2 separate regions of the Mus musculus genome follow, and region 2 is linked to region 1. Evidence: chromatin loops called from intact Hi-C (ENCODE). Cell type or tissue: heart. All regions are shown on one strand.

Region 1 (8,000 bases):
TTCATATTGTTGTTCCACCTATAGGGTTGCAGACCCCTTCAGCTCCTTGGGTACTTTCTCTAGCTCCTCCACTGGGGGCCCTGTGTTCCATCCAATAGCTGACTGTGAGCATCCACTTCTGTATTTGCCAGGCACTGACATAGCCTCACAAGAGACAGCTATAAGTCGTTCTACACAAATCTACTCAAGGGCAATCACAGCTCAAACAGAAATGAAGCCCTCTATCTACTTTAGAATTGCCTCGGGGCATCTGCTCTAGAAACTCCACCCTTCAGTAGAGGCTCAACAAAGAAACATTGAAAACTCACCACTAAGAAAATTATAAATAATTGGGTTTGCAGCACTGTTGGCATATACAAGCCAATGAGAAAAAGTGAACCAAGCATAGACAGTCTCTCTGTCTTCCGTGTGTGTGAACATCCCAAATACTCTGTAGGAAAAGAAACAGAAACAGAAAATCAAGAGTCTTAAATAATTGAATCCTAAGGAGTACAAACATCATAGAAATAGCCTGACTCTGTCCTCTGTAAAGGTACTGACAACATAGCCTCTTGGGAATGGTCTCCTGTACCCATCAGAACCCCCAGCTCAGAAAAAGTCTCCATGTCTTGCAACCAGGAAATGCAAATCTCTTGTCAAGAAGAGACAAGCTGGATATTTATTTCCCTTCTGTTATCTTGTTTCTGAGTGTGCTTGAGTAACTTTCTGTTGGTATACCACCATGTGCATGCATGTTTTTATTTGTTTGTTTGTTTTAAGCATGTGGGTGATATGCCTACATGTCTGGGTACCACTTGTGTAAAAGCCAGGTACCTACAGAGGTAAGAAGTTCTTTAACTGGAGTTGTAGATGGTGGTGAGCTTCCAAGTGGATGCTGAGAACTGAACTGTGGCCACTTCCTGTAGTCAGGCAAGACTCTCAGTGGAGAAGTAACAACCTACCCAGGAAACCTTTGATCCAAAATGTGTCCTGCCTACAAGAAGTGCAGGGACAAAGGTAGAACAGAGACAGAGGGAATGGTCAACCAATGACTGCCCTAAATTGAGATCCATCTCATGGGCAAGCTCCAATCCCTGACAGTGTTAATGATACTTTCTTATGCTTGCAGACAGGAACCTAGCAAACTTGTCCTTTCAGAGGCTTCACCCAACAGTCAATAGAAAGAAATGCAGAGACTCACACTCAAACATTTAATGGAGCTCGAGGTCTTACAGAAACATTGGGAGAAGGGTTGAGGGACCAGAAGAGGACAGGGACTCCACAGGAAGACCAACAGAGTCAAGTAACCTGGACCTTTGGGGGTTCTCAGAGACTGAAAAAGTGAGCACAGGCTGAACTGAGTTCCCCTGTAAATGTAGCAGAAGAGCAGCTAGGTCTCCATGAGGGTCCCCAACAAGTGTAGCAGGGGCTGTCTCTGAGTCTGTTGCCTGCCTGCATGTGGATCCTGCCCTTAAATGGACAGCCTTGTCTGGCCTCAGTGGAAGAGGATGTGCCTAGTCCCGAAGCAACTTGATGTGTATGTGTGTGTGTGTGTGTGTGTGTGTGTGTGTGTGTGTGTGTGTTAGTGGTGGTGGGAGGACTCTCAGAGGGGGGATTCCCCTTCTCAGGAAGAAGGTGGAATGGTGGAGTGGGGGAGGGGATCCTGGAAGGAAAGAAAGGGCTGATATTGGGTTGTAAAGGGAATAAATAAATACTTTTTAAAATTCCTTTGAGGAAGTTAGTTTTAACCAACAAGGCTATACATTCTATAGCTTACATGTCAAGAAAATAAAAAGGTAGGACTTTACATTGTATGAGCAATAAATGAAAGCAAGATTTATATTCAAGGCAAGATTAAATTTAAATACATATCTTTTTAAAAAACTGTATTCAGTAAAAACATTTTCAAAGTTATTTTAAAATGTGTGTGTGTAAAAACACACAGATTGCTCAAAAACTTTTTTAAAAAAGTTTTAAATTATACTTAGATTTCTTTCCCACCCTGGAAAAGGAAGCTATTTAATTCAGAATAATAAGATGGATATTATTGACAAGAGGGCATCTGGAAATAACTAGAGGGAGAGGTGCAAGCGCAGAGGTATAAGAAATTCAAATATGCATCCCACAGAGTGCTAAATCCATTTTCAAAATATTTGATCTGGATTGGTAAAGAAACAAGGGGAGAAGGAAAGAGGAGGGGGAGGGGGAGGTAGAGGAGGAGGAAGGGGAGGGAGAAGAAGGCTAAGGGGAGGGAGAGGAGAGGGAAGAAGAGGACAGGGAAAGGGGGAGGGGAAAGGAGGGATGAATCTATTCATTATCATTCATGATTATGATGCCCTTTTTTCATTTATTTATTTACTTATTTGTTCACTTTACATCTGGATGGCATCCTCCCCCCAGTCCCACCTTTACAAGCCCCTACCCTCCCACTACCCCCTCATATTCTCTGAGGAGGAACCTTGGGCACTGCCCTGACCCTGACCCCGACCCCGCCCCTCGCCATGGAAGTTGCCTGCCACTGGATTCCCTTCTGCTAGCAGGACTGCCTGGTTTATGGTGTTCTTAATAGTGTGTGTGTGTGTGTGTGGGGGGGGGGGAATGGGGTGGCCGGGCTAGCTAGCGGGGATGGGGTGGGGGAGGGGGCTAACTAGCAATGCATTTAATACATTTGTGTATGATTTCTGCGAGGAAGAAATCGAGAGGGAACCTTGGCAGGAGCAGAGGGTAGATTGTTTTGTGAATTGAGTTTTCGAAACCCTTAAAACATACAAGGCTATATTCTTTCTGAACAAATGTTCATTTTCTACTTTGTCATTGAGGAAACCTTTAAAGAATGGAAAAACAAAGGCCAAAGAGGAGAGGTCTTCGCAGCTGGTTTATACCACTTTTTGTCTGACTCTGGCCAAACTTATCTGTCTCTCCAGCTGTGAGGAATATGATATTGACTCTGACTTTGGGAAAAGAGACATGAGCAATTTCAGGTTAAATTTGAAGCCTCTTATAAACAGAATTAAGGCTGCCTTGGGCGCAGTGGGTGTATGTATAACAGCTTTGATGTTTCCTGAGAAAGCTGGCTACTCATGTCCTGCACTGGACCTGCGACTCAGCATCCGCTGTTCGTGTCACTGGTCAAAATCATTTCGGCTTCGGAGTTTTGTCGATGTACCTGTGCTCACTGGAAATATAGGATTGTTGAAATATTTGAGAACAAATTTTTTATAAAACTCATTTACTCACTTCCGAAGTAATTTAGAAGTTCAATGGACTTTTATTTACTTACGAAATTAGTTATTGAAACAATTTTTATTAAAATATTTTCTCATCTAAGCCTTAGCAGTCAACAACAGGGGATTAGGAAAACGACCATTTTATCTGCCACTCAACTGAGAATCTTCATCCACTGAAAGAGTGTATTTCCTGTCTGTGCTAGAAGGCTGGTCTTGCCCTAAGTGCGCAAAGAACTCCATCAGCTCAAGCAACCGAGTTGATTGGCCAGACAAAGTCCCTAGGGAGAGGAGGGTCTGTCTGTTTAGAAAGAAAAGAGTTCTTAATTAAAATGCCAAGCTGCTTCACTTTTAAATAAACGCACGGGTTTTACCTCTTTAGCACATTGAGGATGCTGATTGGTAGATAGCAAATTGCAAAGACCAGAAGTACAACCATGAGCATCCGGGCTGTTTTCCTTCGTGCTCGGATCTGCTTTATCTCAGCAGCAACAGCGCTAATCCGAGCCTTGCTCTGCTGTCCGGACCCCCGGGGCTGAGAAACCGGCTGCTGCTGCTTCCATTTTCTCTGAACCACAGAAGAAGTTCCGGGAATCTGAAAGGAGATGGAATCCCTCATTGGTACTTATCAAAGTTCTACAAAGAAGATGTAACCACAAGAGTGAGAAGCAGAAGTTTGGAGTTTGAAATTTTCGTCTCTCCAAGCACTGGCTAGGCGGAGTATGTTCTTATCACACATTTCGTCAAACACCAAATAGTTATATGCCTGGGGAAAAAGTTAAAAGTAAGCTTATATTGTTCTTGTGTTAAAACACGATAATCTTGTCAAGGTCTGAAGAGAACAACAAGAATACATTCCCTTATTAAACAGAGAAGGGACATATAGAGAAAAGAACGCTAAGAAAATTCAGATTATAAGATTTCATTATAAGTTCTAAATTCAGAAGTCTCCTAAATTTAAACACTCATCAGATAACAGGACTGCCTGCCCTCCCCACACACACCGAAAAACAAAAAACTTAAATGACATTTTGATGCATCGATACTGCCACCTGCTGTCGAGTAGAGACACGGCACCTAACCAGCTACTGAGTTTTATGAGGTTTTCTGTCTCCTGTTGAGACAAAGCAATTCCATGTGTAGAAGGAACAAAAACTATTCTTCGTGATTTAATGTTCGCACTTACAAAATTGCCTGAAACTAATTTTGCAATTTTCCCTTCTTGAAAGTGCACGAACACACCGAGAATCCTTCCAGGTCTTACACTAATGTCTTAAATAGCCACTATTTGTAGCAATTACATTACACAACGTGCGTTTCCTTTGATTTTTCTGTTGGTTGATAATAGCAGAAAGTTCTGCCAAGTATAATATTTTCTTAATTACAATCTCATGAATTGATAGATCTTAGCAAAATATTAAAATGCAGCTTATTCATTTTTTTTTAAAGATGTGCCAGTAAGTCCACCGCGGGGACAGCTTGATTGTGTTACAGTTACTCAGCGGCTACTTTTATCTCTGCACCGCACACAGTACAGAGCAGCGCGTTCCCGTGGCCTCTCAGAATGAAGGCTACCTTGAACCCGTGGCTGTTTACACTATGAGATCAAAGTCTATTAGAGAATCTTTCATTTGAAAATGGAGCTTTGCTTTGATGTCCAAACAGATGAGTCTCATTACATGAGACCCCACTTGACCATCTTCTCTCAGTTCAGGAGATCAATCACGCAGATGAAAACCGGCCGTGAGACAGAAACTTCTCAGAAATGGGCAGGGCCACCTCGAGAAACCACTGGCTGAGGAGATAAAGAGTCACAAATGCTCCCATTTTGATGATTCTATTTTAAAATTTTCTAAAAAGATTTTTCAATTTTTATTTTGTGTGTATGAGTGTTTTGATCTCTTGTGTATCTGTGTGTCACATGTATACCTGGTGCCTGCACAGGTCGGATAAAGGAAATGGATTCCCTGGGACTGAAGTTGGATGGTTGTGAGCGGTTACACTTAATTGCTGAGGATCTCTTCAGTATTGTGGCTCTCTTTTTTAAAAAAATAGTTTTAGAAAGAATTGTTTTAGATGTAGCACTAGATCTTAGAAAGTTCCAGAATAATTCTATCACAAAAGCTGGTAAGTATCCATAATGGTCTTGAAGTGGAGTCTAAGTAGAACCATAAAGATCATTCTATTTTTAATGTTCCCGTGAAGGGAGAGCCAACATTCTGCCCAGTGACGACTTCTTCAAGTATCAAAAACATTCCCATGAAGAGAAAGTGGCGCAGGGGGCAGAGTTGTGGCCCTTGCGATGAAAAGAAAGGGACCTGTGCTGGTGTTATTCTCAGATAACAACAACCTGTAGGCAAAAGAAGCTTAGTCCTGCCTTCCATTCTTCACTGATAAGCTGTGCAGAGAAGCCGAGCAGCCCAAAGGGGACAGCAGAAAATTCATCAGGAGCCATTACATCAACTGACATGCAAGAATTGCACATAGCCTCAAGTCAAGTTCAGTGTGTCCTTAAAGGTAAATTGGAAATTTCATTTTATAGATTTGACTGAGAAGATTCTAAGTAGAAGAGAGCAAAATACTTCAGACCATGTATTTAATTTGTATAGAACTTCAAAACACATCTTATTTTTTAATTGTGAAAGGATTTCTCTTGCAAATTTACATACAAGAGAATAAGTCTTTTGTGTGCATTTTATATGCATGCACGTGTACAGTTTTATATGCACGTGTGTGTGTGTGCAGTTTTGTTTGTGTACATATGTGTGCACAAGCCTTGGAGGTCAGAAGACAATGTAGTCTGGCATTCCTCAGTTGATAGATATCTTACTCTTTAAGTAGGCCAGCTGGTCTACCTAGTTAGCCTTAGGGATCTTCCTGGTTTCCCTTCTCCAGCACTGAGGTTACAACTATGTGCCATGATACCCAGATTTTTTTTTTTTTTGCATGATTTTGGAATGTTAAACTCTTGTCTTCATGCTTACAAGGCAAGACATTTGTAGGCTGAGCTATCACCCTAGGCCCCTGGGTTTTGAATGCATGCCTTATAACATAAAAGTACTAATAATGATTTAAAAGAGCCAGAAAAGACACATCCCAATTGTTTGTCTTTATGGAAGGTCTTTCGCCAATATGACACCGAGAGAAATTTTCTACCTAACTGTAGAAAGCAAATCACAGCAATACATGTTCACTGTGTTTTAAATGAACTGTGTAAACTATCTTTGATATTTAAAAAAATACTGCAATACTACATACTGAAATGTGAACAATAATTATTAGTCCAAAGTACCATGCAAATGATGAATACTGAAAAAGAAATGAAATAAGATGCCAGCCACATAGAAGAGAGGCATTTCATGTTTCTGGATTGGCAGAGTTAATTTAGTGAAAATGGCTATACTAATAAAAGTAATTTGCATATTCACTAAAATCCCCATCAAAATTCCAGTGACATTCCTTAGATATCTAAAAAAAACGTAATCAAATGTAAACAAGTGACCATGAATAGACAAAAAAAAAACAAAAAAACAAAAAACAAAAAAAAAAACCCTCTAAACAGAAAGAATACTGTTGAAGATAGCTTAGTACCCAACCCTAGACTGCTATAGAAAAATAGTGAAAAAGACAGCATGGTATTGGCACATAAACAGACATGTACACCAATAAAACAGGATAAAGAGCCCATTAATAAATGCACAACAATGGCTACCTAAATCTGAAAAGGATATCAAGAGCATACATTGCAAAATGGCAGGCTAGTCAAGAAATGGCGTTGACAAAGCGATATTTACATGCAGAAGAATGAGCATCAACTGAGATCCACATCTTCATCCTTATACAAAAGTCAATACAAACTGTTCACAGAGGAAGATGTAATTATATTCTCTGTCTCTGTCTCTCTCTCTCTCGTGTGTGTGTGTGTGTGTGTGTGTGTGTGTGTGTGTGTGTGTGTGTGTGTGCTGTGAGTGCACATGCCAACAGAGGCTGAAGGTGTTAGGTCTTTCTGGAGCTGGAGTTACAGACAGTTGTGAGCTCCTTGAAATAGGTGCTTGGGTCTTCTCTAAGAATCCAGCATGTTTGTAACAACTGGTCCACCACATGACCTTAATTTAAAACTGAGATTTTTGAGCAAAACACAAGGAATATACTTGAAGTTAAGGGCATAAGCACAAACTTTCTTAACAGAATTCCCACAACCCAGACTAGTCCTATTCATCAAGAAGTGGATTTTGTGAAATTTAAAAGTCTCTATGCAGCAAGGAAAATTATCAGCAGAGCAAACAGATATACCATAGATTAGGAAGAAAGTCTTTGCCAGCTCATACAGGGCGAGGGTGTTGATATATAGAATAAATAAAGCACTATAAAATTTAAATATCCAAACCACAGAACGGCTAGTGGATAAATTGGCTAATGAAGCAAGCAGTCAGTTCTCAAAGGAAACACAAATGTCCAATAAATGTTTTCAGAACAGTTTAACATTCTCAGCTATCAGACAAATATAAATTAAAACCATTCTAAGATTCTATCTCACCCCTATCAGAATGATTACTGTTTTAGTTAGGCTTTCTATTGCTGTGATGAAGTATTATGACAAAAAACACCCCAAAACAAACAAACAAACAAACAACAAAAAAAGCAAAAACCCTAACCACTTGAGGAGGTAAGTCCCCATGAGGACCCTAGTCCATAATGGGGGAGGGGGGGAGTTAGGGTAAGAACTGGAGGCAGGCACTGAGGCAAGAATGGAAGCAGGGGCTAGGAGGTGTGCTGCTTGGTTTGCTTCCCATGGCT
Region 2 (8,000 bases), 520 kb before region 1:
TATTGTCTTGCCTGAGCATGTGCAGTGAGGCTGCATGCGTGGGCTGCCTGCCGGAACTGGATCTGTCAGCCTATCTGTGACCGACCTGAGCTCGTGCCTGGAGCGTGTGTGATTTCTGATTGGATGAGGTGGAGTGGAGCCAGATGAGGTCAGTTGCCGGGAGATAGGAGTATAGCCCTTGCTGCAAGAAGGACGGGGGAAGAAGCTGCTGGGGGAGAGAGCTGGAAGTGAAAAAGAACCAAGTAAAGAAGCTGCTGCGTGAACCCGCCTCGGTGTCCGAGTCGTTCTTGTCTCTGTGGGTCAGAGACTGCGGCATACACATAGGTGCTGACATGTGATTTCACTTAGACCTTGCACATACCATGTGGTCAGAAATGGCGTAGATCTGAATATACATTCTGCAGCATGAAACTATAATTGGGACTGCACATGTGTGAGCATGCTCATATGCATTGAAATTTGACTATGCTTGGAAATTGAACATGTGTGGATAGACACATATGCTTAGACAGGTGACTACACTCTGAAATTGCATGTGTGTAAACACATACATATGCACCAATATGTAATCATGCTAAGAATGTATGAACATGTGTATGTTAACTGACATTAGACTATACTTAGTAACTTTACATGTATAAATACATAAGTGTCAATATGAGACGGCTTTTGGGACTTCCATGCATGTGAACATCTGCATATGCACCAACATGTGACTAGATTTAGAAAATGCATGTGTGTGAATATACATATATGTTCTGTATGACCATACTTCATACATATGAACACACACATAATGACATGTACCTAAGCTTGGGAATTGCACATGTCAACATGCACATACAAATTGATGAGTAACCATGCTTGAAGATGTATGTGTGAAAATACATGCATGCATATGCTCTGAAAATTGAACACACTCAGAAATTTCACATATCTGTATATACATGTGATATGCACCAGAAATTGACCATTCTCAGAAATTGCACATGTGCACACATTAATATGCACTGACATGTGACCATTATCAGAACTGCATGTATTTGAACAAGGGCATATGTGCAACATGTGACCATGTTTGGAATTAACTATTCCTAAGCAAGGATCCTGTCCTGGAGTGTGCTTGATACACCCAGTGTTGCTCCATTGACAAAAATGTTTTTTTTTTTTTCTCTTCCAGTAGCTATCTGTCAAGAATAGTTTCTTGACTACGGCTGGGACTTCATGTCTAATTTCCCAACCCATGCTGATTTTTATCCAGTTTGCTGAGGGGTCTTGTAGTGGCTATTCTTGGTTGTCAACTTGATTATATTTGGAATGAACTACAATCCAGAATTGGAAGGCTCACCAGTGACCCTTATCTGGAGGCTGGGAGATAGAAGTTTCTGACCTGGATCTTGGTATGGAGATCTTGAGGCATAGTGGCTATGGATTCCAGAAGATTAAGACAGGGAGATCTCCAAATTCAAGGTCATCTGGGATTAAAGGTGTGGTGGAGCACACCTTTAATCTGGGCTACACCTTCTGCTGGAGACAATATAAGGACATTGGAAGAAGGGAGTCTGGCTCTCGCTCCTTCTGCTTGCTGTGTGGGACTGCGTAACTGCTAGATCCTTGGACTTCCATTCACAGCTACTACTGAATCATTGTTGGGAATTGGACTGCAGACTGTAAGTCATCAATAAATTCCTTTACTATATAGAGACTATCCATAAGACTCCATGTGACTCTAGCGAACCCTGACTAATACAGGTCTCTACATTATAATTTATAGTGTATGTTTCCCCCATGCAGTCTTAGCTCAAAGGTTACCTGAGCATGGAGGGGCTGAGTATCCTCTGAGAGTATTCCCATAGAAAGCCTGAAAGACCAATAAGGCCGGTTCTTGACAGGAAGGTTTGGCCAGACCAGGTATGTACATCACGTGCGCAGACACACACACACACACACACACACACACACAGCTCTTTCCAGACACGCACAGAATGAGATGCTCTGAGAAACTGTAGCAGAAACGTCACAGTTTACTTCTGAACATCTCTTTGACTTTCTTTCTCTTTATGATTCTGGTTTTCCAAACGGTTTTTAATTTTTTTTTTTTCTGAGATGTAGTTTCTGAGTGTAGTCTTGGCTCTCCTGGGACTTGCTCTGTAGAGCAGGCTGGTCTGGAACTCAGAAATGGGCCTGCCTCCGCCTCTGTAGTGCTGGGATTAAAGGCTCGTGCCACCACCACTGGCTTTATATCCTGTTTCATAACTGGTGTGCATGACCTGTGTTCAGTTCTTTCTCGTCTTCATGTATTTAGCTTTCCTTGTTGACTTTTCTTCGTGGTATACTCTATGCACGCATGTATTTGTTACTGTGTTTACCTAGATTATCATGTGATTCCACACATGAGTGAGAACATAGAGCTGGAACATGGAGAACTACATAATACTAAGAAGACTGAATGTTTATATTATATTACATAATACTAGGAACCCTGAAAGTGTTTTAATGAAAAGTTTTGCTATTAAGTGTATCATCGTCGATATTAATTACATCTAAATTGGTACCTTAGGATTTGAGACATGTGAGAAGTCCCACAAGTCAGGGAATTTCTCTTAGGTCACACATTTGATTCTGATTTGAGCAATCAGTCCTGTGGCCATCTTGTTTTTGTTGTATTGTTTGTTTTGTTTATTGGAATCAGAAGTGGCATAAAAGCAACGTATTATTATTTTGTACCCTTTAATGCATGTTGGGCAGAGCAGGAGTTTTGTTATGGCACCACCATACATGTTTAGTTTGTGTTGATCCACACCCTCTCCCTGCTCTCCCCATCCCCTTGGTCCTCACCTACCGTAACCCTGTGCCCCAGTAATCTCCTTTAGAGCGGGACCTCTCAATGTTTGAGGGGAGACTAGTTACTTCCCTCAGTTTTAGTTTTAATAAAATGTGAAACAAAACCCTCCGGGCAGTAAGCTTGTTTATTTTACTGTGCTCTGTTTAGTCATTTCTTTTTAAAGAGAAGGTTATAAAAGTGTAATCATTGCCATCTGTTGTATTTGAGTAAAACCTAGACTAAAAGTCAGAAAAGTCCCACCAACAGCTTACAAAACAATAGCAACAATGCCAACTCGCCATGGTTACGGGTGAAACTGTTTTCTCCTAAATAAAGGAAGTCTCCTTAGAGGATTATTTTAACATTTGATTTACATCATTATTGAATTGGACTCCAAAAATCCTCAACAATCTCTGAAAACCAAACCAACCAAACAAACAAAAAAATCAAAAGCAAAATGCTGCTATTTAACTCCTGGCCTGATAAGCAGTTAGCAGATTTCTGTCACTCTGAGGAAAACCCCATCAAAACTTACTGTTTGGAGAATATTATTTTTAAGAGTTTCTATGGGTATGATTCAGAGGAGAAAACTGTATTTGTGTCTATGGGGTGACAGTATGAAATAGCTATCACCAAAAGCAGGCATGAGGGCAAGGTAAAGCATAAGGTTTTCAATGTGGCTTACAGCATCGTTCATCTAAAGGTCTGCCTAGGCCATATCTTTGCTACACTTTGCATTAGACACGGCAGCGCCAGGGCAGAAGATCGATGGTCATCGGGTAAAGGCTCCTGCTCCCATGCTAAGGCCACATGAGCCACAGGATGGAAGATCCATCCATGGTGTTCTCTGACATTGAATGAACATACTCCACACACCACAGCAACACACATACACACACACACACACACACACACACACACACACACACACACACACACACACACGTTCTCAAATAAATAAATTTAATTTTTTGCCTTTTTCTAGTTAAGATTGATTTATTTTTGTATCTATTGGTGTTCGGTCTGCATGCACACTGGTGCACATGTATGCAGTACCAAAGGTGACCAGAAGAGGGCAACAGAACCACTCGCCAGACCCAGAGCAGCCTGCAGATTCTGTGCTCAGGCTATGCTTGATTCTGTCTGATCCTACCCCTTGCTTGCACTCTCCTGAGTCACTGGATTTAACTTGAGCTTCACAACCAGGCGCCAGCCCCACGTATACCTTTCTCAACCTACAGATTTGCGTTGGATGGCACATTCTGGGCCCTAGCAATAGCCTGCTATATCCAAATCAGACATGAAACCAACAAAATAGATCCACATGCCTAGTATTCGTTTTGTTTGTTTGTTTGTTTTTCTTTTTTTTCCATTTTTTATTAGGTATTTAGCTCATTTACATTTCCAATGCTATACCAAAAGTCCCCCATACCCACCAACCCCCACTCCCCTACCCACCCACTCCCCCTTTTTGGCCCTGGCGTTCCCCTGTACTGGGGCATATAAAGTTGGCGTGTCCAATGGGCCTCTCTTTCCAGTGATGGCCGACTAGGCCATCTTTTGATACATATGCAGCTAGAGTCAAGAGCTCCGGGGTACTGGTTAGTTCATAATGTTGTTCCGCCTATAGGGTTGCAGATCCCTTTAGCTCCTTGGCTACTTTCTCTAGCTCCTCCATTGGGAGCCCTGTGATCCATCCATTAGCTGACTGTGAGCATCCACTTCTGTGTTTGCTAGGCCCCGGCATAGTCTCACAAGAGACAGCTACATCTGGGTCCTTTCGATAAAATCTTGCTAGTGTATGCAATGGTGTCAGCGTTTGGATGCTGATTATGGGGTGGATCCCTGGATATGGAAGTCTCTACATGGACCATCCTTTCATCTCAGCTCCAAACTTTGTCTCTGTAACTCCTTCCAAGGGTGTTTTGTTCCCACTTCTAAGGAGGGGCATAGTGTCCACACTTCAGTCTTCATTTTTCTTGAGTTTCATGTGTTTAGGAAATTGTATCTTATATCTTGGGTATCCTAGGTTTTGGGCTAATATCCACTTATCAGTGAGTACATATTGTGTGAGTTCCTTTGTGAATGTGTTACCTCACTCAGGATGATGCCCTCCAGGTCCATCCATTTGGCTAGGAATTTCATAAATTCATTCTTTTTAATAGCTGAGTAGTACTCCATTGTGTAGATGTACCACATTTTCTGTATCCATTCCTCTGTTGAGGGGCATCTGGGTTCTTTCCAGCTTCTGGCTATTATAAATAAGGCTGCTATGAACATAGTGGAGCATGTGTCCTTCTTACCAGTTGGGGCATCTTCTGGATATATGCCCAGGAGAGGTATTGCTGGATCCTCCAGTAGTACTATGTCCAATTTTCTGAGGAACCGCCAGACTGATTTCCAGAGTGGTTGTACAAGCCTGCAATCCCACCAACAATGGAGGAGTGTTCCTCTTTCTCCACATCCACGCCAGCATCTGCTGTCACCTGAATTTTTGATCTTAGCCATTCTGACTGGTGTGAGGTGGAATCTCAGGGTTGTTTTGATTTGCATTTCCCTGATGATTAAGGATGTTGAACATTTTTTCAGGTGCTTCTCTGCCATTCGGTATTCCTCAGGTGAGAATTCTTTGTTCAGTTCTGAGCCCCATTTTTTAATGGGGTTGTTCGATTTTCTGAAGTCCACCTTCTTGAGTTCTTTATATATGTTGGAAATTAGCCCCCTATCTGATTTAGGATAGGTAAAGATCCTTTCCCAATCTGTTGGTGGTCTTTTTGTCTTATTGACGGTGTCTTTTGCCTTGCAGAAACTTTGGAGTTTCATTAGGTCCCATTTGTCAATTCTCGATCTTACAGCACAAGCCATTGCTGTTCTGTTCAGGAATTTTTCCCCTGTGCCCATATCTTCAAGGCTTTTCCCCACTTTCTCCTCTATAAGTTTCAGTGTCTCTGGTTTTATGTGAAGTTCCTTGATCCACTTAGATTTGACCTTAGTACAAGGAGATAAGTATGGATCGATTCGCATTCTTCTACATGATAACAACCAGTTGTGCCAGCACCAATTGTTGAAAATGCTGTCTTTCTTCCACTGGATGGTTTTAGCTCCCTTGTCAAAGATCAAGTGACCATAGGTGTGTGGGTTCATTTCTGGGTCTTCAATTCTATTCCATTGGTCTACTGGTCTGTCTCTATACCAGTACCATGCAGTTTTTATCACAATTGCTCTGTAGTAAAGCTTTAGGTCAGGCATGGTGATTCCACCAGAGGTTCTTTTATCCTTGAGAAGAGTTTTTGCTATCCTAGGTTTTTTGTTATTCCAGATGAATTTGCAAATTGCTCCTTCTAATTCGTTGAAGAATTGAGTTGGAATTTTGATGGGGATTGCATTGAATCTGTAGATTGCTTTTGGTAAGATAGCCATTTTTACAATGTTGATCCTGCCAATCCATGAGCATGGGAGATCTTTCCATCTTCTGAGATCTTCTTTAATTTCTTTCTTCAGAGACTTGAATTTTTTATCATATAGATCTTTCACTTCCTTAGTTAGAGTCACGCCAAGATATTTTATATTATTTGTGACTATTGAGAAGGGTGTTGTTTCCCTAATTTCTTTCTCAGCCTGTTTATTCTTTGTATAGAGAAAGGCCATTGACTTGTTTGAGTTTATTTTATATCCAGCTACTTCACCGAAGCTGTTTATCAGGTTTAGGAGTTCTCTGGTAGAATTTTTAGGGTCACTTATATATACTATCATATCATCTGCAAAAAGTGATATTTTGACTTCCTCTTTTCTAATTTGTATCCCCTTGATCTCCTTTTGTTGTCGAATTGCTCTGGCTAATACTTCAAGTACTATGTTGAAAAGGTAGGGAGAAAGTGGGCAGCCTTGTCTAGTCCCTGATTTTAGTGGGATTGCTTCCAGCTTCTCTCCATTTACTTTGATGTTGGCTACTGGTTTGCTGTAGATTGCTTTTATCATGTTTAGGTATGGGCCTTGAATTCCTGATCTTTCTAACACTTTTATCATGAATGGGTGTTGGATCTTGTCAAATGTTTTTTCTGCATCTAACGATATGATCATGTGGTTTTTGTCTTTGAGTTTGTTTATATAATGGATTACATTGATGGATTTTCGTATATTAAACCATCCCTGCATCCCTGGAATAAAACCTACTTGGTCAGGATGGATGATTGCTTTAATGTGTTCTTGGATTCGGTTAGTGAGAATTTTATTGAGGATTTTTGCATCGATATTCATAAGAGAAATTGGTCTGAAGTTCTCTATCTTTGTTGGGTCTTTCTGTGGTTTAGGTATCAGAGTAATAGTGGCTTCATAAAATGAGTTGGGTAGAGTACCTTCTACTTCTATTTTGTGAAATAGTTTGTGCAGAACTGGAATTAGATCTTCTTTGAAGGTCTGATAGAACTCTGCACTAAACCCGTCTGGTCCTGGGCTTTTTTTGGCTGGGAGACTATTGATAACTGCTTCTATTTCTTTAGGTGATATGGGACTGTTTAGATGGTCAACTTGATCCTGATTCAACTTTGGTACCTGGTATCTGTCCAGAAATTTGTCCATTTCGTCCAGGTTTTCCAGTTTTGTTGAGTAAAGCCTTTTGTAGAAGGATCTGATGGTGTTTTGGATTTCTTCAGGATCTGTTGTTATGTCTCCCTTTTCATTTCTGATTTTGTTAATTAGGATTTTGTCCCTGTGCCCTTTAGTGAGTCTAGCTAAGGGTTTATCTATCTTGTTGATTTTCTCAAAGAACCAACTCCTCGTTTGGTTAATTCTTTGAATAGTTCTTCTTGTTTCCACTTGGTTGATTTCACCCCTGAGTTTGATTATTTCCTGCCGTCTACTCCTCTTGGGTGAATTTGCTTCCTTTTTTTCTAGAGCTTTTAGATGTGTTGTCAAGCTGCTAGTATGTGCTCTCTCCAGTTTCTTCTTGGAGGCACTCAGAGCTATGAGTTTCCCTCTTAGAAATGCTTTCATTGTGTCCCATAGGTTTGGGTACGTTGTGGCTTCATTTTCATTAAACTCTAAAAAGTCTTTAATTTCTTTCTTTATTCCTTCCTTGACCAAGGTATCATTGAGAAGAGTGTTGTTCAGTTTCCATGTGAATATTGGCTTTCCATTATTTATGTTGTTATTGAAGATCAGTCTTAGGCCATGGTGG

The links. A loop is a pair of places that touch in the nucleus more often than their neighbours do. Peaks named below come from ENCODE experiments on the same cell type or tissue, not always from the same donor. Only the 100,000 strongest peaks of a DNase experiment are listed, where the experiment ranks them.
Region 2: a loop joins it to region 1, with 5 times the contacts of the local background. A loop is called at or near these places in 3 of 42 quality-filtered maps.

The regions. Positions count from the first base shown.
Region 1 is chr9:76,232,592-76,240,591 of GRCm38, forward strand. Hcrtr2 (hypocretin (orexin) receptor 2) reads right to left here. Exons shown (of 8, transcript NM_198962.4): 5 at 3,578-3,798; 6 at 309-430. Among named protein-coding and RNA genes, the nearest start is that of Gfral, 23 kb to the left of the region's middle. In heart, a CTCF peak has its summit at 4,265 (motif pointing left); no DNase peak of the experiment used is centred here; H3K4me3 peaks cover 1,653 bases; H3K27ac peaks cover 1,501 bases.
Region 2 is chr9:75,716,562-75,724,561 of GRCm38, forward strand. No RefSeq gene overlaps it. Among named protein-coding and RNA genes, the nearest start is that of Scg3, 37 kb to the left of the region's middle. In heart, a CTCF peak has its summit at 3,893 (motif pointing right); no DNase peak of the experiment used is centred here.